Linked DNA regions of Homo sapiens: region 1 is linked to region 2. A link is an interaction called in ENCODE POLR2A ChIA-PET data of the cell type or tissue named here. Cell type or tissue: HCT116. All regions are shown on one strand.

Region 1 (8,000 bases), 480 kb before region 2:
CATCAGTTTGTAAGGAAATTCACTCAGTCAAACATCTGAAAATTACCATTCGCTAAGCTCACATGATAAAAACAAATTATAATTTTAATTTAGATGACTTAATTCAACAGATGACACTGAGTGACTAAATTTCCTTTGAGTATTAATTACATTTAGATGCAATGACCTTAATAACTCTGATCAATTGCAATGGTAAAATTACTGCTGTCAAAAATGTTTCAACCCATTTGTAGTGAGAGCCTGCTATGACCCTGGCATGAAGCCAAAGACTGTGGATTACAGAGAAATAATGTCTATGTAAAATCAATAAAAATATGTTTGCATTTGCTTTGATGTTTCTAGTAATATCTTCAATTAGGATTACTACTTTATAATCTACAAGATTCTGCCCCCTAGAATTTAATAAAAATAAGTGAAGTAAAATTCAGTGATACATTATCCTTTCTCACACCAACTTTCAACTGGCTTTTTTTTTTTTTTTTGAGACACAATTTCACTCTGTCACCCAGGCTGGAGTGCAGTGGTACAATCTCGGCTCACTGCAACCTCTGCCTCCTGGGTTCAAGCGATTCTCGTACCTCAGCCTCCCGAGTAGCTGGGATTAGAGGCGCCTCCCACCACGCTCAGCTAATTTTTGTATTATTAGTGGAGACGGTGTTTCACCATATTGGCCAGGCTGGTCTCGAACTCCTAATTTCAGGTGATCTGCCTGCCTCGGCCTCCCAAAGTGCAGGGATTACAGGTGTGAGTCACCATGCCCGGCCTCAATTGGCTATTTGATTCCATATATTTAATAAAACTCATCACAAGACAGCTACTCTAACAAAAATGGATGAATAATTGGATAAAGTTCCTTGGCAGCCGGGCGCGGTGGCTCACGCCTGTAATCCCAGCACTTTGGGAGGCTGAGCCTGGCAGATCACTAGGTCAGGAGATCGAGACCATCCTGGCTAACACGGTGAAACCCCGTCTCTACTAAAAATACAAAAAATTAGCCCAATGTGGTGGCACGCACCTGTAATCCCAACTACTCAGGAGGCTGAGGCAGGAGAATTGCTTGAACTTGGGAGGTGGAGGTTGCAGTGAACCGAGATCGTGCCACTGCACTCCAGCCTGAGCGACAGAGCAAGACTCCATCTCAAAAAAAAAAAAAAAAAGGAAAAAAGAAAAGTTCCTCAGCAATAAATTGTAACAAAAACAAATAAATTGTAAAGTGTTCTTTTAAAAAATTTGAAAGTTCAAAATCTTTGTACTACTGTAGCACTGGGGGAGGGGGTGTTAATACAGACTTAGAAAATTTCTATTTAGGTGAGGAAAGAAAGATATAACCAGATGGAATTGAAAGAATTCAGAAGAAGGTTATATGCCAGAGAAAACCATAGCAGTTGCTCAGAAAGTATTTCTTGAAATCCCCTGTTTTACTATTTATACATGCCTGGTAACCCAGCTACGATTGCAGCAACACTGTCACTCAATTCCCACCAAAGACAGCCATTGATTGTTTTGACCTGAAACCTAGCAGATCAGTCTTAGGCCACCAGCCTTTCTTAATTCTCCAACCATAAAAACAAATCATTTAGTCTGCCCTTTTTAAGTTGGTGCACACGCATGTAAAACCAGAAGTTTACATGTCTAGGTTGCTTTCTCATTGCTTGCATAACTAAAAAAAAAAAATAGGCTTTTATTTAAAAATAGAATTTGGCAAATGAATAGTCCATACTATGGACCAAGTGCCTTTGGAATGCTTTAATAAAAACAAGCCACCGAGATATTTAACTTTGAAAAGAATCAACTCTACAGGCATGCTATTCACTCTGGCTTTATATTTTGTCACTTTTGAAAAGAACATGCATTTTCAGAAGACTCACCACACTGGGAAAATTGCGTAGGCATCTAATCTATGTTTTTACCAGGCAATGTTAAAAATTTTATAAGAAAAATATTTTAAAATAAAAGATTACCAATTACTCTGTCTCATTAAAATTAATGTATTTGTCATTTTTTTTTATTTGCCTATGCACATTTGTACTGTCATAACTGTATTATAGTGTTTCCACAATTTTGAATTGTTTTTCAATATTACATTATAAATATTTCTCAAGTATTTTCATAGTATCAGTATTATAAAGAAAGATCTTGACTTTTATGCAGTCTTAATCTGATTTGAGAGTAGGATAACGTTTACATTTTTTTTAAAATTGATACTTTTTATATGTTCCAGAAAAATGTATAAAACACGAGCATTAATTACTTCTTCAAAGTTTGAAAAGAAATGGATGTATTAAGTCATGTGTTTTGGGAATTGGATTGACTAAAAATCTTAATTTTTCCCTAGTTATTGGCCATTTAAAACTTTTCTTGTTTATGAACTTTTAATTTGTGTGGAGAATGCCAATTTATTTAAATACACATTTACATATAGTATATTGCCAAACAACTGTGCATAGTACTTCATCATAATTTTTTAAAACCTTTTTTGTTTAATAACTGTTTATTGATTGTTGTTTCTTTCCTTTGTAATTTCCAATTTTAATTTGCGTCGATTTTTGCTTGTTTAATTTATTATTGTTTTAAAAGAGTCAACTCTTATTTATTTTTCAGCTTCCCATTTGACCTTTTTTTATTTTATTTTATTTTTCAATTATCTGTTTGAACAATGTGATTTCTTTCCCTGTCTCTAAAAATAAACATTCATAAAACTCTGAATTACTTTCAAGCTCTTCTCTGGTCACAACAGTCAGATGTTAATATGTAGTGTCTTCATTTTCTTTTGCAACAGGGTCTCCCTCTGTTCCTCAGGCTGGTGTGCAGTGGCATGATCACGGCTCACTGCAGCCTTGATCTCCTGGGCTCAAGCGGTCCTCCCACCTCAGCCTCCCAAGTAGATGGGACTGCAGGTATGCACCACCATGCATGGGTAATTAAAAAAAAAATTTGTAGCAATGGGGGTCTCACCATATTGCCCAGGCTTGTCTCAAACTCCTGGGTTCAAGGAATCCTCTTGCCTCTGCCTCCCAAAGTGTTGGGATTACAGTTGTGAGCCACCTTGCCCAGCTTCATTTTCATTATTGGCCAAATTTTCTTTTATTTTTTCTTCTTCCTAGACCCAATTATTATTTACAAGACAATTTCTGTAATTTTGAGTGTTTGGAGTTTGTTTTTATTGTTGGAGTTGGTGATGCAAAGAGAAAATGAGGTTGATTTAAGTCTTTAGAAATGTATTGATATTTTCTCTGAATCTTTGTAGATCATTTGTCTCATATATATTTGTAAACGTTTGAAAATCAGATTGCTGGTGAAATGATCTAAAGGGTACATTAACAGAGCAACTTTAGATTTCTTAATAAAGCCCTACTGTTCATGGACCAAGCTTCTTGATATTATGAAGAAAAGATGTAGTAAAATGTGTATAGTTTATATCATAGGGCCTAGTATACCATAACTACTCTATACATGATTGGTAGTAGTAGGGATAATAATAGTGATTATAGTAGTGATGTTCTTCCTATCTCTTGTGCAGATTCAGAGATCTGGAGGAGAGTACCTACTATGTGTTCTTGGTCTGGGTTTTCTTATCTGTGATGTAATGTGCCTGGTCTAGATGTTTTCTGAGGTTATTTCCAGCTCTAATATTCTAAATCTCATTTGCTGACATTTTCAGGACCCAGACTCTGTCTACACCAGATGTTGGTCATGCATATTCCTTGTTCCAAAGTCACCTCATACACTTCTTAAGAGCAAACCTCTCTGGGAACTGAAGTCAAGATAGAAATTTTTACCAAACCTACTACTCCATCTGAAAGTTTTGGACAGGTAGGAATCGATCCTTTATTTCTGGAAGGAAAGTAAAATTTTAAAAGCTATTTTTCATCCCTGCTTATGCTTTTCAGGAATGAGAGTAAAATTTCCAGAGCAATGGAAGCCAGACCTATACCTTTCTTTCACAAAAGCTTGACACCCTATTAATTTGTTTTCATTTACCATCACTATTTAGCAATCAAAGCATTTAACAGAAAAGATAAAATACAAAGTATTTGCAGGACTGGCCACAATCCGGCACTATCCTCTATTATAAATTATTCATAAAAGCCAGTATACACCCCCCTAAACATTGTTATTCTGAAGATTAAAATTATTATAAAGAATGAAAATTCTTCCATCTTGAGTTAATTTTTGTATAAAAACAAAATGAAAATATTAAAAAATTAAAATTAAAAAATATAAAAAGAATAAAACTTCCTGTCTTTAATATGAAAACTGAAAATTTCTCAGTAAGACCATAATCTACTAACAAATGTATCCATTGGCAATTCTAAACAAAACGAAAGCTTTAAAACTGAATTATGGGCAATATGTGAATAATCTGATGTCTTTATACCTGTTAAAATAAATCCCTCTGATGCAGTTTTAATTGTGCTTTAAACAGGTATCGCAGGAATTACTACAGAAAGCACGGACTTACCTGTGCGATAGACAAAGTTGCCTTCAGTTTCTGATGACGATGGAGACACTAATTCTTCCTCAAATTCATTGGAGCTAAAAGATCCCGAGTGGTTTCTTTGCCTTGTTTTTCCCATCATGGTAGTGTTCGTGGCCATGACATGTCTCAAAGAGTCATTAAGGTAACGGTTCAACAAGCTGCTCTTGTATTTGGGGGGTGCCACGTAGTCCTCACTGGCCCGTGACTCTGGCCTCACTCCCGCTTTGATGACCGAATTCTCACTTTTAATCACAGGATGGTGAACTGGGGTATTATAGCCCCCTTCGTTCATGTGGGTTCTTGGAGGATTTTCTCCATCTAAAGTGGAACAGTATCACTAAGTAGGGTGGTATGCATACTTTCCCCCAGCCACCCAACTCTTATATTTAATCCTTAAAAATATATAAAGGAAATATATTTAAAGTATATAAAATTATCTTTGATAGTCAAGATCAATTTTTAGGCAATGAAAGCAAATATTTATGTCATCTCTCGCTTATGGTATTTTAATTTTAATGAATTTCACTGAATATGTTATTCTGACACATGGTATATCTATAAACAAGAGGAAATGGCCATCATTCCTTTGGTCATTTATAGTATTATAAAAATGAAGTTACTTCATGCAATAAAAAAGAACCGTTAAGGCACCATCATATTTTGTGAGAGCAACCTTAAAAATAGCAATTATGGTGAACTTGCTAATAGAGGCAAAACAAAGAAAGCAAAATAAAAATATTAACAAACCTTCAGAACATGAGTCATCACTGCTTACGCTAAGCCGTTCAGCATTGCCTTGAACATACTTGTTGTATAACTTTATTCTCAAAGCCCAGCTTAAATCTGGCTGTCGAACGGTATTCTTAAGCCGACGTCTTGCATTAGCAAACCAATTTGACACCTAAAACAGTATTATTTTTCAATTAACAAAACTTAAAAACATTATCCATGGTGCGATTATTTTCTCATAAAGGAGCTAAGCCTCTCTCAGCACCTCTGATCATTAAATATTCTCAGGACATAAGAATACCGGACATTCGCATCCATTCATTCATTTGACAAACATGTTGCTTACTACAGACACTGAGCATTTAGTGTATTTGTGGAATAAGGAAAAATGAAAAGGCCTTGACATCAAAAAATTTAATAAGAGAAAAGTCCAGTAAGAGAAGTAGGAGGGTATACAAATAACTAGTATAAGAAAGAATGTGATGAATGGCATACAAGACATTAAAATGATACGAGTCCAAAGGAAAGAGGGGTTACTTTCATATATGACTCCAGCCTTTTTGAGGAAGTTAAGTGAGCCTTTGAAGAAAGTCCAGAATAGGTCAGGTCAAGAGGGAAGGGAAGTGCATTCCCAATAAAGAGGACACAGGAACAAATAGAAGTGAAATTCCACAGAAATTGTAGGGGTTGAAGAAGAGGGAAGAGTTAAAGATGACCTTGAGTCATCAAACCTGTGGAACCAAGAGAAGGGTAGTGCATTTGGGGAAGGAGATGAAACTTTCTGAGGATAAAATGATGTGTTTGGCTTGGGCAATGTCTAGTTTGAGGTGCTAATACTGGTGACATGTCTGGTAAGAAAATAAAAGTGGTATCTGAGATTGAAGGGAGGGGATGAGCAAATTCAAGAGGAAAAGGCACAGAGGTAATAGTCAAAGTTGCAAGAGTAGAGAGAGTGAAAGCAGGGTCAAGGGCCAAGCTTTGGAAACCATTAGAGATGAAAAAAGTGGGATCTGTTCGCTTCCAAAAGAGGCGTTAGCAAAACAGAGGTAGAACCATGGGTGAAGAGGGGGAAAATAAACCAAAGAACTCCTCACTTTAAGCCAAAAGTCAAATGTTTCTTAGACAAATAGGTGAAGGCAAAGAAAGAAATATGTCAAGACAAAGAAAAGCTACTTCCATTCTTTTTTTTTTAAAGATGTTACTGGATTTGATACTTGAAATTTCTTCTAAAATACCAGGTTATCATCAGTGCATAGATTTTTAGAAACTCAAAAGGGCAATACTTGCCTTTAAAAGAATGAAACATGGGAAGAGAATTAAATCTTTCTGCCAGTTTGGTCCAGAACATGACCAAACTGAGGAATTTAAGCTAGGCTTTGAAGAAAGGCCAGATTACTATAATGGTTTGTGTGGCAATGTTTGCACTGGAAATTTCTACTTTTTTTTTTCTAGATTTATACTATAAATACACATTTTTTGTGCATTACTCAAGTCCTTATTATTCTACTTAAAAAAAAATCTCAAATTATACTTTTTCTCCCTGTCCTCATGGGTAAACACACGGTGGGTTTCCCATATGTATTTAATATTCAATATAGTTAATATTGTCTTCTTTGTACCTGAAGCAATGATAGTTATCCTTTCAAATTTATATGCAATGACATATTATCTCACTGTGGCATTTCAGAAGTCAGTCTTCACCAATGCTTCTTCCTGCTAAGCTATGTTACTATTACTAAGATTCAGTCTGACTTCAAATTCTCAGTCCTTCCCATTCTCTACAGACAGACAACAAAATTATTGAGTGACTATTGTACTTTAGCCATGGTGTTAAGTCCTAGGAATGAATAAGCTTTGTCTTCTGCACTCCCAGAAGGACTAGCGGAAAAGAACTACACATAATTAACTGGGATACACTGGTGAACATTAGCTGTGGAAGCACAAGGAGCCTGATCCCTTTCTTCATGAAATTTCTCAAACTCCCTTGGATTCTTCAACTCACTGCCAAAATCTTCATCCGACTACTTTATCCAGCCATACTACTAGCTGGGAATTTGAAAACATTTCTCTTTCTAACTTCCCTGTCTTCCATTCTGTTCTCTTAAATGGATCTTAGCAAGTATCATCAAATTCAAGAATTGATGCACCATTTTGATTTAGTCACTTCACTTCTTCAAATCCTCATAAATGTCCTGTTATCCCATAATCACCATACAGTGGAAGAGGGCCTGGCTTCCTGTTCTGAATTTGCCAAAAACATGCTGTGTGAATTTGGATAAATTATTCAACTTTTCTGAACTTTGAATCCTTCATCTCTAAAATGGATTTGATGGTTCCTAATATCCTTGCTAGCTCTAAAAATTAAGATGGGTGAATACATCCCAAGTTCCCCTACAGCAATGTTAATTTCCTTTATACTAGGTACTAACCTCCCTCTGTTGACCAGTACTGTCTCCAGCAAGAGTGTTTTTGTCCTTCTTTGCTCCTTTCACACACAGAGTACAGCCTGCAACTTCCCCTAGATCATTCATATTTACTAGAATCCAACTCCAAAACATTTTTGTAACTTTCTTTACTCAATGGGATATAATTCAGACTAACCTTAAATCTTAACTAACCTTAAATCTTCACACAGCAACCACACATAGTACAGTGTAAAATCCAATTCTTATGAAACTCTTCTTATAATGAAAATGCAATGGCCTTCTAATTTTTTAAAAAAGTAATACACTACCCTTCTAACAGATAAAAATGGGGGAACATTTAAATGATTTAAATGTCACAGGGGATT
Region 2 (8,000 bases):
GGAAGTTGTGAGAACTACACAAGTTCAGGTGGATTTTCAAGGAAGAACTTAATATGAATTTCTGTCTGACTGAATGAGGGACATGGGGGAAAAAAAATCAAACATAACTCCAACAGTTTTTGAAGTTGCCATCACCTATAATGGGGAAGTTCAGCCTTAGACATACTGAATTTGGAATGTCGATTGGATACCAGTGGAGATGCAGTGGGCAGTTGAATATGGGGTCAGCAGGTCACCAGACTGCTCTGGACTGAAAACTTAATCCCTGGGAATCACTGGCACATGATTTGTACTTAAAGCCATGAGGTAAAATGAGATCCCCAGGAGCATGAGTGTAGACACAGAAGAGAAGAGGAGGCAGGGGACTGCGCCCTGAAGTCTCCAAAGTTAGGCGATGCAGAAGAGAGGAGGGACCAGCAACCACTCCGAGTGCTGTAATCTCACGTCCTAGAAAGAGAGTGTCAAGGAAGAATGAACCATCCACTGTGTAAACGCCACTGATAAGCAAGTACAATGAGGACTGAGAACTAAGCGTTGGATTTAGCAATGCGCAGGGTACTGACTACCTTTGGCAGAGTGACAATGTAGAAGACTGAATGAGGAGCACTAAAAAATGGGAAGACAGAGGAGAGAGCAAATACAGACAACTCTTAGAAGGAGCTGGGTTTGATTTTTTCCTAGAGATAGGGTCTTGCTCTGCCACTCAGGCTGTAGTGCAGTGCCATGATCAGAGCTCAGTGCAGCCTTGACCTCCTAGGCTCAGGTAATCCTCCTGCCTCAGCCTCCCGAGTAGCTGAGAATATAGGCATGCTCCCCTAGATGTGACTAATTTTTAATTTTTTTTGTAGTGACAGGGTCTCGATGTTGCCCCAGGCTGGTCTCAAACGCCTAAACTCAAGCAATCCTCCCACCATAGCCTTCTGAAGACTTGGTTCAACAGAGAATTGATCCTTGTACGGGAAGTGGGGTAAAGAAGTTTTAGCTGGAGCTGTCATTCAGTAGTTGTGAAGGAACAGGGTCAAGCGCGCAGGTGGATTAAATCCAAGAGGGCAGCTCCTCTATGGTCCCACAGAGGAAGGCAGGCAGCAGATGCCCCACGTGGGGCAAATGTGGTTGAGGGAACATGTGATAATTCCCTGAAGATTGTTTCGCTATTTTCAGTAAACTAGGAAACAGGGTTTCATGCTGAGAGTGAGGACATGGAAGAAAATGTTTGCATTTAAAAGAGAAGGTTGGGCTGGCTGTGGTGGCTCATGCCTGCAATCCCAGCACTTTGTGAGGCCAAGGCGGGCAGATCAAGAGGTCAGGAGTTCAAGACCAGCCTGGCCAACATGGTGAAACCCTGTTGTAAAAATACAAAAAAAATTAGCCAGGTGTGGTGGCACATGCCTGTAACCCCAGCTACTCAGGAGGCTGAGGCAGGAGAATTGCTTGAACCTGGGAGGTGGAGGCTGCAGTGAGCCCAGATCATGCCATTGCACTCCAACCTGGGCAACAGAGTGAGACTCTGTCTCAAAAAAAAAAAAAAAAAAAGAGAGAGAGAGAGAGAGAGAAGGTTGGTCAGAGCCTCTGGGTTTCCCAGAGGGAATGAAGGATCCAGGGAAGTCATAAATTGGTATACATTGTTGGCAATATGAAAATTGAAAGCTTGCATTCTCTTTGATCTGAAATTCACCTTTATTCACTCATTCATTACAGCTCTAGGTGGCCGAGAGCCTTCTATAGTAGGATCCATATCTAACTGTTATCAATGTTTAATCTGGAAGAAAAACCAAAAGGAACAGGAGACAATTACTTTCATTTTTGCCATATATATTTCTACACTGCTTGAGCTTTTACAAGATAAACAGCAGTTTTATAAATTTCCAAATTGCATTTTTATGTAATAATCTGCTGTAAACCTTGTTTTCAGCAGTATAGTTTACAACTTCTCCTCAAATTCTTTTCCAGCCACAGTGAATTGTTATTTGCTGTACCCTGAAATTACAACTGTATCCAGGAAACTTTACACCAATTCACCAGATAATTAATTTCCTGATGACTGCTACTGCTGTCATGTTCCCATTCTTCAGGATCCCTGAAACTACCTGAAAGATGAAAGAAGCATGGTAACATGCTTACATCAAAGTTTCATTAACAGGTTTAACTTAACACACTTGCCAACATTTCAAGAGGCGTGTTTCGGAAGCTGGCAAGCTCCCAAGTCCCCTCCACACTTCAAAACTCCTCTTGAGCCTTTCTCATCCCTACCCCACAAACACCGAGTGCTTACTATCTATGTGCCAGGCACTATGAAGGGCTGGAGATGCCGTGACGATGAAACCGCCTTTGCAAAAGTATAACTGAGGAAAGTATGACAGTGAAAGAAATCAGACCTAACCGACTCCATCTTGTTTCTAACCTTTAAGCTGTCCTTGTTTGTTCTTGGGCATAGGCTGAACTAACTTTGGGAAGGGATTCAGTTCATGGTTTGACTCTGAAGCAAAACTGATAATAGCCCTTTCCCAGAAAGACCCCCTTCTTGCCTGGGGACCAGTCCACCTTGCAGTACTAACAAATTAGCTACAAGATTAGAAAGTACAGTGTAGGGGTCATGCAGCCTCTGGTTCCAAGAGTCTGAACCTCTCCACGTGGCTCCTGGGGGTAACATCACTATTGAAAAATCTAAGATCAGTGCTTGAGATATTTTGTAGACCCTGCACTCGATGGATCAGCTGACACCACCCAGACAGGTAATCTGGCTCAACCAGTTCTGCCATCTCACCCAGGAACAGAAAACAGCAAGAAAACCTCACTTCAACCCCCTATTATTCCATCTCCAGCCTGAACAATCAGCACTTCTCACTTCCCAAGCCCCTACCCAAATTTCTTTAAATTATCTTTAAAAACTCTGCTCCCCAGTGCTCAGGAGATTGATTTGAATAATAATAAAACTCCGGTCTCCTGAACAGCCAGCTCTGTGTGAATTACTCTTTCTCCATTGCAATTCCCCTGTCTTGATAAATCAGTTCTGTCTAGGCAGTGGGCAAGGGAACCCATTGGGCGGTTACAAAGAAGGGAGGAAAAAAAAAATAAAAGCAAACACAAGTTTTTTCCCCAGTGTAGGGTAGCAGCCAGATATCGATAATCATGAAAATAAATGCAAAGTGACAACTCTGAAAAGCCCTATACAAGAGGAGGTTGTTGCACCAGGAAAAGTATAAGAGAGAGAGATGTGAACAACTCAGGGACAGCGTTCTCGAGGAAGCGACAATTATGCTGGGATCTGAAGGAAGCACAGACATTAACTTGGAGGTGCTGAAGTGAGGAACAGAAAGAGAACCGCACTTACAAAGGCCCTGGGGTAGCATGCTTAGACTCTAGGCTCATGCTTAGACTCTAGAGCCATGCGACATAATTACAAATCCCAGCTCTGCAACTGGGCATATTGGTAAACATCTCTGTGTATCCATTGTTTATTGTGTAAAACAGGTATAGTCATGCTAACCTTACAGAATTGTTATAAGGGTTAAATGAGTTATTTGTAAAGCTTACAATGATGCCTTGCTTTGCTGAACAACTTATGTAAGCATCTTTTAAATAAAAATAATTCCAAATTAAATGCTAAAACTTATTAAGTATGTCCAAGCATTAAGGAGGCAGATGACAAAATGTAAGTTTATCCTGCTGGATGCATTAAGGGGAAAAGAAAGCTTTCACAATAGGCAATAAAGACAGGCAACAACAGACCCCATGTATTGGGTAGAGTGAACTGAGAGATGAGAACTTAAAAATGTGATCACACCTGCCGCACCCTCCCCCAATTGACCTTTGGCCAGGCACAGTGACTCACACCCAGTAAACCCAACACCCAACACTGGGAGGCTGAGGCAGGAGGATTGCTTAAATCCAGGAGTATGGGACCAGCCTGAGCAACATAGCAAGACCCCGTTTCTAAAAAAAAAAAGGAGGATTGCCTGAGCCCAGGATTTGAGGCTGCAGTGAGTCAAGGTGGTGCCACTGCACTCCAGGCTGGGCGACACAGTGACACCTTGTCTCAAAAAATTAAAATTTAAAAACAACTTTCAATATAAAGATAATGCAACATATATTTGCAAGAGACAACTATAATTTTGGTGATATCAATAGTATGTATCTATTAACAATATACTGACAATATTGGCTGATGTAAACTGTACACCAGTGCACATTCTATATCAAAATCCAAACTGAGACTCCAGGGAACCAATCATTTGTCATTAACACTAACCACACTGAAATAGTTGCAGAGTCATTTTAGACAATGTTTCAAGTGATACAGAAAAATAATATTAATCCCTTTATTGAGGTAATTAGAAATAATTTGCACTTTCCTCCAGACTACCAGTGTTAGACATAATAAACACACACACTGGAGATGACCAGCTATGGCATACAGATGTGGGCTTATTGAAACAATTATTACTCAGAACAGACCTGCTGACAACAAATGTGCATTCAAATTATTCGATCTGTCTGGATCTCTGGGTCCCTAACTCTTGAAGTGACAGCACAAAACAGTTCATTAGATATAGGGTCAATGTTGTTAGTATTAAGCATTGTTATCCTCATTTTTTTTTTTGGCAGAACGAAAACTTGGAAAATCCTGGTTACATTCAGAGATGGTGGCAAAAAGAGTCAGCAATATAATTCATCTAGAAGTATTTTTAATACTCAAAGTCTTGATTTTGAGCCTTTTAACATTAATTCTCCCAGCAATTTTTCTAAAATTTCTGGATGTAATTAAGATATTCAGAAAAAAAATGTAGAGAACTCATGCTTGCAGGTTCCTGTTTATAGTTTCAGTGCTTTAAAGTTTTTAATACACTTTTATCTTCCATTTCAAAGGCTATATTAATTATATAGGAAAAAGCTGACAGAATTTGCAACTCAACAAGGCTATCCTTTAGACAAGGATATAACATACTCAGAAGTCAGAAAAACTGAATTAGTCTGGGCCCAGTGGCTCATGCCTGTAATCCCAGAACTTTGGGAGGCCAAGGCAGGTGGATTGCTTGAGCCCAGGATCTTCAGACCAGCCTGGGCAACATGGTGAAACCCTATCTCTACTAAAAACACAAATATTAGCTGGGTGTACTGGTGTGTCTGTAATCCCAGCTACTCAGGAGGCTGAGGCACGAGAATCGCTTGAACCCGGGAGGCAGAGGTTGCAGTGAGCCGAGATCGCACCACTGCACTCCAGCCAGGGTGACAGAGTGAGACTCTGTCTCAAAAAAAAAAAAAAAGAAAAGAAAAGAAAAGAAAAGAAAAACTGCATCAGGGAAGAACTTTTAACAAAAAAAGTCACAAAAAAAGGCTTTACCATTTGCTAGGAACCATTTCACAAAACCCACCTTTATTATAGAAATTATCTTCTGAATTACTAAGATGAGGCAGGGGAAGGGAAAAGGAAGTAGTAAGAAAAAAGAAGCCAGGAAACATATTTTCTTCCTAAAAAGATGAGAATAAAGTCCTCATGCTTTGTAAAAGGGAAAATTACCAGGGTTGTCATGTTTGTCAAACAATAGAGAACCGTCTTTTCATCAGGAAAACTATAAAGCAAGCATACACCAGCTGGACTACATCAAAAGCAATCAAAGCAAGGCAAAAAATAAAACCTCCAACTTACCCAAATGCTTGTGGTTCAGAACGCCTAAAGAGAATTAGGCAAAGTATGTGAGCTCTGATTTACTAACACATATTGGGTTGATGATTCATAGCTCCTCATGGAGACTTTACGCCTAAATGAAAATAACGATGTGTAATGCAACTGAAAGTTACTGAGGAGCCTGATCAAAGTGATGAGTAGATAACAGTTGAAAGTAGCAGTGATAGCTAACTTCAGATCAGTAGGGAGGAGGCCAAAAGAGGCCGGTGGAGAATTGGCTATGGTTCAACTGAGGCAGTGTGATAAATAAAATCGGACGCTGGAAAGGAGTCGGGGGTAGGGCAGCGGTGGTAGAGAGGTGGTTGGGGGAGAACTAGAATACAGAGCAAAGGGATTTAGTCGTAGAGGAATTAATCTTCAGATTAAAGGATCAATATGACACTAAAACCATTTATGCACTTGGCAAGCTGTGATCCTGCACACTTGAGCAGCAAAATCGTGTGTGGAAGAAAGAAATGCAGCTTTATCAGCTCCATGTTTAGTCTCAGCAACAACAGGTGAGACAGACAGGTAAAAGATTGGCTAACTAATGTTAAACGGAGGCAGAAATATCTCCCTTAAAGTAAATAACTGACTTTCAAACATATGTTAGTCACAGGCCACGAAGACACTATAAGACCTAATAGGAGGCTTTCTAATCAAACCATCCAGGCCATATTCTAGGCAATGATACCTACTGCCATGCGATCACAGTCTCCAAACACAAGGAACCAAAAAAAGAAAATCAAGATTCAGGAAAGCCTAATTCAAAGTAAAAAATTACTAAATAAAATAGAAGTTTCTGTTGTCCAAAACAAAATTTAAAAACACCAGAATTTTTTTTAAAAAATAAAACAAACATGTAACTTACACCAACAGATACTTATTTTAAATACCCAGCACGACCTAGGGCCGATTAGAATCTCAATTCCTCATTTCAGAAATGTTTGAAACAAAACTAGAGAAACTAGAGAATTTCACACTTTCCTTCCCTCCACCTCCACAGCACTTTTTCAAGAAATACATCTATGCCACAATCAAGGCACAAGTATCTAGATCTATTGATCTAACTATATATCATAGATATTCTGAAAATACAAGGAAAATGATGACAAAGTACGGAGCATAGATCCACCTATACAAACTATAAAGAGAATTTCGTTTAGAACAACTTATTTCCTATTGCTTTCTCACAGAATTTGAACAAATATAACTTATTGCTTTTAAACCTAAAAACATAAATTCAATGCTAAAATGTGACACTAAATTTCAAAACAATGACATATCTAAAATGGGAAAAAATTTAAAAAATACAGAAGCACAAGAAGGAAAGACATTTTTCCAATTCCAGAAAACTGCTTCTGTAAAAATATAATATTCTGTACAAGACAGTAGTGGTTCCTAAGAGAATAAATGGCTCAGAATTTGATGAAAGTGTTCCCGCAGCGAACAATTCACTCTGCTTGCAGATTCCAGATGCTCAACATTCCTGACATCAGAACGGAAAAATTTACTGTTAGTCTAGAGAAATTTAATATCACCATTCTTGTCATATCCCTCATAGCTTCATTATTAGTACAAGTCTGGGGAAGCCATAAACCTATGTTAAATGATAAAAAAAGATGTTCTCTGGGTTCAATCATACTCATATAAGCAACCAAAATATCTAGAAGTCATATGGAAAAAGACTTGAGGGAAAAACAAATATGTATTTACGTGTTTTTTGTCTTAGTTCTCACATTTGCATTCTGTGCAGTATGGTCAGGCATCGGACCAAAACGTTTTACTATAACCTAGGGCTAATAAACACTAAAGAACATATATCGACGCCCAGAACAACACTATAAAATTTTATTATATTAATAAAATAGGATACACCAAGCTTTAAATTTTCCACTTTGTCAAAGGTAAAATAATCAGCACTGTTCGGTGCCATTCATAACAGGCTGCAATTTTTCCCATTTAAAGTATGTTTTATTTCCAAAACTACCTATAGTACACTAAAATACTAACACAACCCTGAGAGAGGCAATCTCTTTCTCACACTTTCCCTCAACTGCAAATAACTTATTAAAGCATTGGGCCAGCTGAGTTTGTAAATATGTAAAACAATCTAAATAATTATAGTATTGCAGCTTGCTTGATAACACTTTATACAATTATCTTAAAGTCCATAAATTCAGGGTGAGTTAACAGGGGAACATGCATACAACTTTACCTAACTTTCATTTGTACATGCCATCTCTAAGCTTTAAATAGGTTCCAATTTGTAATTAACTGTCAATAGTCTGTAGCTCTGCACAAAGTATTCTCTACTACCAAAATAAATACGATG

Evidence for each region. ChIA-PET counts read pairs that join two places held together with the same protein. Peaks named below come from ENCODE experiments on the same cell type or tissue, not always from the same donor. Only the 100,000 strongest peaks of a DNase experiment are listed, where the experiment ranks them.
Region 1: POLR2A ChIA-PET joins it to region 2 with 5 read pairs; 3 of 35 experiments call an interaction of 5 or more read pairs at or near these places.

The regions. Positions count from the first base shown.
Region 1 is chr10:27,729,994-27,737,993 of GRCh38, forward strand. It overlaps MKX (mohawk homeobox), which reads right to left. Exons shown (of 7, transcript NM_173576.3): 4 at 5,228-5,381; 5 at 4,463-4,798. Among named protein-coding and RNA genes, the nearest start is that of MKX-AS1, 11 kb to the right of the region's middle. RefSeq lists an enhancer at 4,110-5,309. In HCT116, no CTCF peak of the experiment used is centred here; no DNase peak of the experiment used is centred here; H3K27ac peaks cover 435 bases.
Region 2 is chr10:28,212,278-28,220,277 of GRCh38, forward strand. The region is part of intron 2 of MPP7 (MAGUK p55 scaffold protein 7); the gene reads right to left. Among named protein-coding and RNA genes, the nearest start is that of MIR8086, 73 kb to the right of the region's middle. In HCT116, no CTCF peak of the experiment used is centred here; DNase peaks (open chromatin) are centred at 2,128, 3,844, 5,754 and 7,144; H3K4me3 peaks cover 3,512 bases; H3K27ac peaks cover 8,000 bases.